2 separate regions of the Homo sapiens genome follow, and region 2 is linked to region 1. Evidence: read pairs that join two places in POLR2A ChIA-PET (ENCODE). Cell type or tissue: CD4-positive, alpha-beta T cell. All regions are shown on one strand. Links, peaks and the distances in the headings refer to the core of each region. The heading gives the core; the rest is flanking DNA. Region 1 has its middle 13 kb from the start of TBX21. Region 2 overlaps KPNB1 (karyopherin subunit beta 1).

Evidence for each region. Peaks named below come from ENCODE experiments on the same cell type or tissue, not always from the same donor. Only the 100,000 strongest peaks of a DNase experiment are listed, where the experiment ranks them.
Region 2: POLR2A ChIA-PET joins it to region 1 with 5 read pairs; 10 of 35 experiments call an interaction of 5 or more read pairs at or near these places.

Annotation. Positions count from the first base shown.
Region 1 is chr17:47,717,229-47,722,586 of GRCh38, forward strand. No RefSeq gene overlaps it. Among named protein-coding and RNA genes, the nearest start is that of TBX21, 13 kb to the right of the region's middle. In CD4-positive, alpha-beta T cell, for the core only: CTCF peaks have their summits at 376 (motif pointing left) and 589; DNase peaks (open chromatin) are centred at 333, 1,212, 2,393 and 4,143; H3K4me3 peaks cover 663 bases; H3K27me3 peaks cover 397 bases.
Region 2 is chr17:47,661,310-47,666,627 of GRCh38, forward strand. It overlaps KPNB1 (karyopherin subunit beta 1), which reads left to right. Exons shown (of 22, transcript NM_002265.6): 7 at 1,780-1,869; 8 at 2,850-2,960; 9 at 3,748-3,849. Among named protein-coding and RNA genes, the nearest start is that of KPNB1, 14 kb to the left of the region's middle. RefSeq lists an enhancer at 2,530-2,599. In CD4-positive, alpha-beta T cell, for the core only: CTCF peaks have their summits at 3,229 (motif pointing right) and 3,430; a DNase peak (open chromatin) is centred at 3,202.

The sequences.
Region 1 (5,358 bases), core at 1-5,000:
GGGGAGACTGAGATGAAACCTCATTTGGAGCCTCAAAGGTCAATGCAACAGTGGAGCCAAGTCCCCTGGGGTAGAGCAGCTGGAGGCAGCCAATGAGGCGAGAGGCAGGGGACCATGTCACTTTGAAGGGATGCCCATGCCAGGCCTCCAGCCCAGAGGTGAGAAGGTGGCCAGGCTGACTGAATAATGATCTTGCCCCTCCCCTTTCATGGGGCCCTTGGCCTTGTGGGTGTTGCAGGAGCCGAACTCTCCCTTCTCCCCACAGACAGCAAAAGCACACTGTGGATGGGAGGTGAGGGGGAGGATCAGGAGATGGTGTGAAAGAAATAGTTCACCCCTGCATGGGTGAGGGGGAAGGGAGAGGACAGTGCCCCCTGGTGCTGGCCTCTGTGTGTGCCCAGCACACACACACAACTCACATGAGGGATCAGAGAGCCCTATGCCCACCTGGACACTCCACTCCTTCCCAGACTGGCAAATGGTTGTGCCTGAGGACAGAAGCAGTGCAGAGGTGAGACTTCGCACAGGGTCTCAGGACTCCCTGCGTCCTCTGAGCTCAGAGGTGTGTGTCTCTGATCTCAGGTGCTGCCCTAGTCCCCCACAGTGGGCACAGGTGGGTCTCCTTCCCACGGATGGTCAAGCAGTTGCATTGTCACCACACCACCCTCCAGACTCACCCTGTCACATCACCCCAGATACACAAAGCACACGGACCGACCCAGTTCCATGCTCATCCCTTCCCCACCTACCAGGCTTCCAGGGACACCCACGTGCAGGGACACACTCCTCCCAACACACACAGCCAGGATCACAGTGCCACACAGGTGTGTCCCACGTGCCACAGGAACCGAGGAATAGTGCACACTAACACATGCATGGAAATCCCACACCCATATGCAGACGCGTACACTCCTGGCTCTGAAGCTGACCTCATTATCCAGTGGTGTGCTGGCAAATGTTTAACAACCAGCTCTCCAATGTAAGCTACCTCAGCACTGAGCACTGGGAAGAGATACTCATAATTGGCTCTTGAGAGCTGGCATGAGCCAGCTCCAGCCCACCACTCCATTATCCTTCATAGAAATCACATGATAAAACTTAAAACGCAGCTGGGCAGCCCCAAGGAGGGCTGCACCTGGGCAGCAGTGACTCATCAGGGCAGCTTTTTTCCCCGTGGGAGTGCCTCCCCTTCCCTAGCTTCACGCACCTCCCCACTCCTGTCTGGACCCCACTTCCTGCCCCTCTCATTCCTCCTCCTTCCTCTCTGTCACTCAGGGCTGTGAGCTGTGGCTGGTACTCAGGCACATCTCGTTCATCCTTTCTCTCTCTGCCATGGCTGAGGCCACCAGGTGTGGAGGGTGACAGGCTCATTCCTAATTCTAGTAGGCTTCCTGGAGGAAGAGGACACGGCAATGCCATATGTTACCAAAATGCTGTAGCTGTCTGTGCCTGGGCTGCCACTGACCTGTATCCACATCCTTGAGCCAAGTCCATTCCTCTTTACTTTCTTCTTCTGTCTGGTCATGAGGACAAGGGGTCTGGTTTACACTGAAAATTGTGAGAAGGGGAGGGAATTCTCAGCTTGCAGGGTAGCGAAGGAAGCCGTTTAGAGCCTGTTCTGAGAGTGAGCACCTCTGGTTCTAGCCGCACTCTGTGAACACTGTGCGGTTTCTCAGTGCTTCTGTTCCTCAGTGGACTAGGTGGTTTAATTTCCATCACGGCTCTGACATTTTGGCATTCTATATTTCTGAGATTACTCCAAACTCCACTCAGCAGGAAGCTTCCCTTAGAGCTAATCTTGATCTCTTTCCCTGTAGCTCATGAGGGAGGTGACAGATGTGGTTCGGGAGTATACCTGGGGGACTCAGGGGCCTCTGCTCTTGGTTGTGACTCCTAGATTATTCCTGCCAGGCACACATGTAATGGGGCAGGGGCAGAGAGAGAAGGAGAGAGAGAGGAGGGAATAAGGAAGGAAGAGAAAGGAAAGGAAGAAAAGAGGGAAGGAAAGAAAAATGAAAGAGGGAAAGAGAAAGGAAGTGAAATGATATGAAAGAAGAAAGGAGGGGAAATGAAGGAAAACAAAAGAGAAAAGCAAAGCAAAAGGGCTCATCGTGGATGCAGAAAGCAGCCAGCCTTGCCAGTAAAGTAGCCAGGGGTACATGGAGGGGATACAGAAGGCTGTTTCTGGTTGTTGCAAACCCTGTCTGTGTGAATCTGTAAAGTGGGTGCAGTTCTGGGTCTTGCTGAGCCTTGGGCTGGGTCGTGCTAGGGCAGAGTGCTCTGGGCAGGGGCTGGGGTCCGGGAGTCAGCCCACTCCTCTGCCCAGGGCCTCCTGCCACTGCTTTGCTGCTCCTTCTGAAAACAACTGAAACCGCAAAATTGGCTTGTGGTCGGGTGACTATCAGTCACTGCTATTCAGCTTGGCTTCCTAGGATGACTAAGGGGGTTAAAAGTCCCTCCCATTAGCCCCCCAGATTTTCAGGGGAGTCAGAGGCCAAGACAGAACATTGTTTTCTTTGGAGGCTTTTGCTAGGGTCTGAGTTCCCAAGTGGCAGGGCCTGCGCGCACTGTGTCTCGCAATGTCTGTGGGTTCAGGAGCTGGGGGGTCACCAAGGTGGAGGTAGCAGTATCCCTGGGCTTGCACACCCAGCAGCTTGGAGTGGGGAGGGGTTGGGGTGGAGGACGCCTGGGTCATCAAAAGAGTCTCCTTTCAACATGCCTCTTCTGGTCCCAGTTCTCGGGGTAGCTAAGCTGCTGATGCTGCTAGTGGGACTGGGTATCATGGGTCCCCTTGGCAGGGCCTGGGCACCAGCTAGGCAGCCCAGCTGCTTGAGCTGCAGAGAGTGCTGGAACTGCCCCTGCTGTGCTGAACATCCCAGGTGCTGGGTCCTCCTGATTCCCCATGGGGTTAGAAAATTCACAACCTGGGAGGCAGGAGGGTGGGCTCTACAGGGTTCTGTATTCCCTTTTAGTGGCTCTGAGCCGTCTTGCTCTGACTCGATTTCTCCTTGAGATGAAAGGCTTGGATTATCTCAGCACTGACCTTTCGCGTATCTGTGATGCTAGAGAAGAAAGGGAAAAGGCAACCACTTTGTAGACCCGCAGGCCCCCTCACCACACTGCCCGGCTATCCAGAAGGTCCTGCCCACATCCAGCGCTGCCCTCCTCTCTCTTTGTGACTGCCCGTGGTCTCAGTTTCTCTCTTTCCCTCTCTTTCTTTCTCCCTCTGTCCTGCTCACTTTCTGTTTAGGCTCCCTCATACTCCCCCCACCCCTGACAGCGAGGTGCACGTGAGTTCTTCTGATTGCTGACCTAGACCTTCCTAACCACTCCCCGGCTGGGTTCAATTTCCCCAAGGGGTGAGACCCTCCCCAAACTCTCCCACCTACATCCAGGGTCTAGGGGTGGAGTTTTGATATCTCTTTGAGCCCTCAAACAGATGGGAAGGTTGAGGGTCTGCATGGCACGTCTGTGACCTGCCCCCACCAGGCCGAGGGTCCTCTGCTGGGAGGAGGAGCCAGTTTTCTGAGAGGGAGGTGCCGGTATCCTCAGAGACTCCTGAATTCCCAACCCTTCCCTCCCGAGGTGGGCGGGTCTCCTCACAGGGAGGCGGAGGGAATCCGCTTAATACCCAGGGATCAATGCCAAGCGGGGGAGCGGGACGCCGATCAGACATGTGACTCGGGAGGCATGATGAGCACGTGCAGACCCAGAACGTGTGAAGAACATACGTGTGGAAAAAGTTTGTGTCACTGATAGGCACATCAGAGGCATGACACCTTCCTTCCCTCCTCCACCCGCCCTCTCCCTCGGGGGGCTAGAGGGCCCCCCTACATACCAACCACACACGTGTTTTAAGTGTGTGTGCACACGCACACATGCAGCCGTCTGGAAGAGCATGGCCGGGGAGCTGGGCTGGAGGGGTGGAGGGGGAAGGGAGAGGAAGGCAGGGTCGCCCCACCCCCACCCCGTGCCCGTGCCTACCGAGTGCCGCCTCCCGGTGGCTGGTGAGGTCTCTGCCCCCTTGACTTTTCCCTGCTTCGAGGAAACACCTCCCTTTAGGGGAAAGCGAGATGGTGAGGGGAAGGAGGGGAAGCACTGACTCTCGGCAGAGGCATGAGCCTGATTTTCCAGTCCGGGGAGGGGCGGAGGGAGATGGCACTGGGGACGCCCGGGCGATGGGGCCTGACTCAGAGCCAGAACCACAGGGCTCCTCCGCTGTATTGTCGTCGGGGAACTAGAAGCCACCAGGTTTATAAGAAACTGCAATTCATCTCTGCCCTCTTCCACCCCTCTGCAAGGGATCAAGGTTAGACTAGAAGAAGAACTTATAGCCCGGGGCAAGAAAGGGACTCTGCCTCAGGTGATTTTTTTGGAAGCCTTCCCTGGGTTTCTTCGAGAAGAAGGGCCTGCCCCAAGGGGGTTAGATCGTAAGAAGAGCCTGGGGCCAGGGCGTGGGGCCCCCCATTTCCCTGTTTGTTGTCAAGGAAAGCCCCCTCCTCACTTCCAGCCCGGAACAGGAGCTCCTAAGAGCTGTCGACAGAGCTACTGCTGAGGCTGCGGCAGGGGCATACAGGGATCCCCAGAATCCCAGGCAGTCTGGCTGGCATGGAGGGGATGAGGCAGCTGGTGGCTCCACTTGGCTCTGCTGCCTCACTCTTGGCCACTGGCTCACGTGTCCCAAGGTGAAAAGCAAGAGGGAGGAGAGTGCAGGTTCGATTAGCAGGAGGGCAGAGCAGAAGGTGTGATGAACTTAGGCGTGGGCAGAAAGACGGAAGCACTGCCTGGCAGGGCACATGCCCAGTGGCATTCTCTTCCCATTCTAGGAGCTGCCCAGGCCCCTTCCCTCCTCAGGCAGAAACACCTAACAGCTTGGATGGCTGGCAGTGGGCTCCGTTGCCTGGGGCAGGGAGTTTGGAGAAGTGAGGAAGGCTCCTGCCTCTCACTCCACCTGGAAACCAGGACTCCTGGGTCCTTCCCATCTGGACTCATCTTCCTCCACTGCCACAGTGGCTGCTGTGTGACGAAGCTAGTCCCTGCCCCTTTCGGTCTCTCAGCCCTGCTTCCCCACTCCTACCCCATCAGCAGGATGGGATTTGCTGAGTAACGGGGTCGGGTTCTGCAGGGTCATCAGACAGAAAGGACACCAGGAGAGGTGAGAAGAGGCCTGGGTTGAGGGAAGGGTAATGTCAATTAGGACACCAGGATGACTTCCCAAAACATAGGGGAACACTCACTGGGTGACATAGAGGGCCCTTCCATCTTGCCTTTCTCCAGAGGGAATAAGGAGAAGGACTCAGCCCGGGTTGGGTTGGGTACCTTATAAGGAGAGAGGGTCAGGGGATAAAAATAACTGAG
Region 2 (5,318 bases), core at 319-5,318, 56 kb before region 1:
AATATTCTGGCTGGGCATGGTGGCTCACACCTGTAATCCCAGCACTTAGGGAGGCCATGGCAGGCAGTTCACCTGAGGTTAGGAGTTTCATACCAGTCTGGCCAACATGGTGAAACCCTGTCTCTACTAAAAATAAAAAAAAATTAGCTGGGTGTGGTGGCACGTGCCTGTAGTCCCAGCTGCTGGGGAGGCTGAGGTACAAGAATCGCTTGAACCTGGGAGGTGGAGGTTGCAGTGAGCCAAGATCATGCCACTGCAAACAGACTCCATCTCAAAAAATAATAATGATAATTAATAAAAACATTAGAGAAGAGGGAAGAATTGTCATGGAAGTTGCCATCCTCTTAAAAAAGGTTTAAGGTGCCAGTGTGGTGGCTCACACTATAATCCCAGCAATTTGGGAGGCCAAAGCAGGAGGATCACTGAGGTCAGGAGTTGGAGACCAAACTGGGCAACATAGTGACACCATCTCTACTAAAAAATATGTATACACAAATAAACAGTTAAGGGAGAAAAGGTTTTCGATCAGCTTCGCTACTTCATTGCCGTAGGTTATTCAAGCCATTTCTACTAAAAAATATATATACACAAACAGTTAAGGGAGAAAAGGTTTTTGATCAGCTTTGCTACTTTATTGCCATAGGTTATTCAAGTGATTGTTTTCCCCTGTAGCCATTAAAGCAGCTTTGCTATTGCTATACCCAAAACCTGACCCTTCAAGAAGATAGAAGTAATATCTTCAGTCTGAATAGTATTAGTGAATTTAGCCGTACCATGGGTTCCACACGCACCTTTAATGCAAAAAAAAAGACTGAGGCCAGGCGCGGTGGCTTACGCCTGTAATCCCAACACTTTACAGGCGCATGTCTGTAATCCAGCTACTCAGGAGGCTGAGGCAGGAGAATTGCTTGAACCCGGGAGGCGGAGGTTGTAGTGAGCTGAGATCACACCACTGCACTCCAGCCTGGGAGACTCCATCTCAAAAAAAAAAAGGACTGGCTGTGGTGGCTCACACCTATAATACCAGCACTTTGGGAGACCGAGGCCAGAGGATCACTTGAGCCCAGGAGTTGGAGACCAGTCTGGGCAACATGGCGAAACTCCATGTCCACAAAGATTAGCTGTGCGTGATGGGGCGAGCCTGTAGTCCTAGCTACGTGGGAGGCTGAAGTGGGAGGATTGCTTGAGCCTGGTGGTTGAGGCTGCAGTGAGCCGTGATCATGGCCACTATACTTGCACCAGGGCGACAGAGCAAGAAGACTGTCTCAAAAAAAAAAAAAAGAGAAAAATGGCCGGGCGCAGTGGCTCACACCTTTAATCCTAGCACTTTAGGTGGCCGAGGTGAGTGGATTGTCTGAGCTCAGGAGTTCGAGATGAGCCTGGTCAACATAGCAAAACCCCGTCTCTACTAAAAATACAAAAAATTAGCCGGGCATGGTGGCGGGCACCTGTAGTCCCAGCTACTTGGAAGGCTGAGGCACGAGAATTGCTTGAATCGGGGAGGCAGAGGTTGCAGTGAGCCAAGATCATGCCACTGCACTCCAGCCTGGGCAACAGGAGCGGAACTCTGTCCCTTCCCCGAAAAAGAGAGACAAAATGGGAAAATAAAGGAACAGATAATGAGGGAATTAAAGGGAGAGAATGAATTTTAGGGAAATGATAACGTATCCCATATTTACCTCAATTAATCCTTAGGATTATTGGCCCATTTGAGTGAATCTAACTTTGTCAGATTGCGTTGTTATTTTAGTAAACTATCTGATCTGCTGTTCATAAAAGGTACGAGTGGCTGCTTTACAGAATCTGGTGAAGATAATGTCCTTATATTATCAGTACATGGAGACATATATGGGTCCTGCTCTTTTTGCAGTAAGTATTTCTATTTATGTGATTTGAGCTTGTGGCTAATTACAGAGCCCATCATCCTTAGTCGCTATTTTGCCAATTCTGTAATATTTTACTTAATACTATGGAATCAAGGAAATTCCTCGAGACTGTTCGGTTTAAGCTCATCAGTGGTGTGCCAAGAAAACTGGTGCTAACTTTGTGTGGGTAAAAGACCTTCATTTTGAGGTCAGGCCCGGTGGCTAACGCCTGTAATCCCAGCACTTTGGAAGGCTGAGGTGGGCAGATCACCTGAGGTCAGGAGTTCGAGACCAGCCTGGCCAATATGGTGAAACCCCGTCTATACTGAAAACACAAAAATTAGCTGAACGTGGTGGCACGTGCCTGTAATCCCAGCTACTCTGGAGGCTGAGGCTGGAGAATCGCTTGAACCCAGGAGACGGAGGGTGCAGTGAGCCAAGATCACGCCATTGCACTCCAACCTGGGCCAGAAAGCGAGACTCTGTCTCAAAAAGAAAAAAGAAACAACCTGCATTTTGAAAATCTGAGGCTGGGCATGGTGGCTCACGCCTGTAATCCCAGCAGTTTGGGAGGCTGAGACTGACAGATCGCTTGAGTCCAGGAGTTTGAGACCAGCCTAGGCAATATGGTGAAACCCCGCCTCTACAAAAAATACAAAAATAAGCTGGGTGAGGTGGCATGCACTTGTGGTCCCACCTATGGAGGAGGCTGGGGTGGGAGGTTTGTTTGAGCCTGGGAGGTGGAGGTTGCAGTAAGCTGAGATTGTGCTGCTGTACTCCAGCCTGTGTGACAGAGTGAGACCCCATCACCAAAAAAAAAAAAAAGAAAAGAAAATCTTTCTTTTCCTATCTTTTCTTTCAAGCCTAGCTTCCTTTTTATAGTTACATTTCTGAAATTTGCATGTCTGTGGTTAAAGCCGGGTTGGGGCAGGGACTCACTTGAATCAGTACTTATTTGGGGCCTGGGGTGTTTTTCTTCTTAAGATCACAATCGAAGCAATGAAAAGTGACATTGATGAGGTGGCTTTACAAGGGATAGAATTCTGGTCCAATGTCTGTGATGAGGAAATGGATTTGGCCATTGAAGCTTCAGAGGTGAGCTGGGGAGAACTATTACTCTGAATACGCTTTGGGACATATCTCATTTGTGGATGATGTTCCCCTTCTAGGAGAACTTTATTCTGTCTGGGTTTAGAGGGTATCTCCATTGGCAGAGATTTTGATTTTTCTGCTAGCCAGAGCCCTTCATGAAGGAGGCACATCAGTAATGAGGGCTCACGTTCTTGCCAAGCAGTCAGGCATGATTGATCGTAAATAGTGGTATTATCACTGTGAACACAAGGGGGCAGCAGGCTGTCGCAGTTTACCAAGGTGATGCCTGATGCTGAATTATTTCCTTTTGGAAGTCCTAATGCAAGCCTAGGATGTATAATTGATACTTTACTAACTCTGGTGAAAGAGTCAGATATGGAAGAGAATGGGGAGTTCTGTACTTGGGATCTTTGAATTCAAGTTTTGTTTCCAGCTTGGTCTTTACACACTTTTATTTCAGGACAAAAATAAAAAGGTTTTTTTTGGCATCTTTAGGCAAACTGAGTGTGTGTTGATCCAAGGAACACTGAAATATCAGGTTGTCCATATGAATTGAACTTATGAAAAAAAAGTTATACTTAATGTTGCCTTGGACCTATATTATATGGCCTAAAAGATTCTCACTGAAGTAGACCAAAAAATTAGCACTTTCCAAGATCACATTGTATGTTACCATTTGTCCTTGTATGTTTCTGTTTCTGTTAAGAGATCCCTGTTCGGCTCTCATTGTATGCCTTTAGTATACAGAGCTCGGTTGCTTTTGTCTAGAATTTGCTTTGTTTCTCCTCAGGCAGCAGAACAAGGACGGCCCCCTGAGCACACCAGCAAGTTTTATGCGAAGGGAGCACTACAGTATCTGGTTCCAATCCTCACACAGACACTAACTAAACAGGTGAGTTACCTTCCAAATATAGGTAGGTAAGCTGTGGAACCTTACTAAGAGTAAACTGTGGAAACTTTCCATGGAAGGAACTTCGCAGCCCATCAACTATTTGATGTTCTGTTGTTGATGACTTAGAAACAGCTAAGCTGCATCTATAAGATCCCCTAGGCTCTGACTTCTTTGTGAAGGAGAACTGAGTCTTAACATCTCAGATGCATCTTGCTCAGGAATGAGCCACATGCTGCTCTGATTTCCTGAGTGCTCCATTGTCCAAACTCATAAAAGAAAGGTGCTCTGTCAAAGCTTCAGTGAAGCAAGGTTAGGAGCAAAGATGTGCTGGTTTTAGGCCACTTGCGTATCTGTTGTAATATCCAGGATACTTTCGTGAGTTCACAGGGTGTATGTTTTTAAAATTCTAAGGAAGTTGGATATAAGTTATTCAGATGCTAATGAAGGACCCCAACCCAAGAAAGAAACCCTTCTACTGATCCTTTAAGATAATTAACTTCAATTATTAAGATTCAGGATGAAAGTAAAGTGACAAGACTTCATAAAGATTGGGGTCTAATGAGTAAATATAGAAGTTCTTTTATGAGGACCGTGTCCTGGTTGCTTTTGTTCTCCTGACTTGATGCAACACAGTGTTTTTTGATACGGTATTTGGGAAGCTTCTTCTGGTGCATGTGAAGTATTACCAAAGAGCTGCTAGTACTCTGACGAAACAATGTTGGTAACTGAGCATTGCATCATTTCTTTGTACACAGGAATGTAATTGTTTTTAGGGATGTGTATAATTCTCAATATAGCAGTTTCAAAAGCTAAGTAGGGATGTGTTTGGATTAAAATGAACTGGGTGTTCCCTTAATTTTCATCTCTCCTCTCAGGGTTTTTTTGTTTTTGTTTTTGTTTTTTCTTTTGTTTTGAGATGGAGTCATACTCTGTCTCCCAGGCTGGAGTGTCATGGCATGATCTTGGCTCAGTGCACCCTCTGCCTCCTGGGTTCAAGCAGTGTCCCACTCTAGCCTCCCCAGTAGCTGGAAGTACAGGTGCGCACCACCACGCCCAGCTAATTTTTATATTTTCAGTAGAAGCGGGGTTTTGCCATGTTAGCCAGGCTGGTCTCGAACTCCTGACTTCAAGTGATCCGCCCGCCTCAGCTTCCCAAAGTGCTGGGATTATAGGCGTGAGCCACTGTGCCTGGCCTATAGTTGCTATTTTTATCTTTTGACTTCGTGTCTTTACTTTTGTGTGTGTGTGTGTGTGTGTGTGTGTATTTTATATATATATTATATATTTTATATATTATGTTATATATATTTTATATAATGTTATATATTATATATTTTATATAATGTTATATATTATATTTTATATGTATTATGTTATATATTATATATTATATATTATGTTATATGTTATATATTTTATATGTACTACATATTATATATAATTATATATATTTTATATATATTATATAT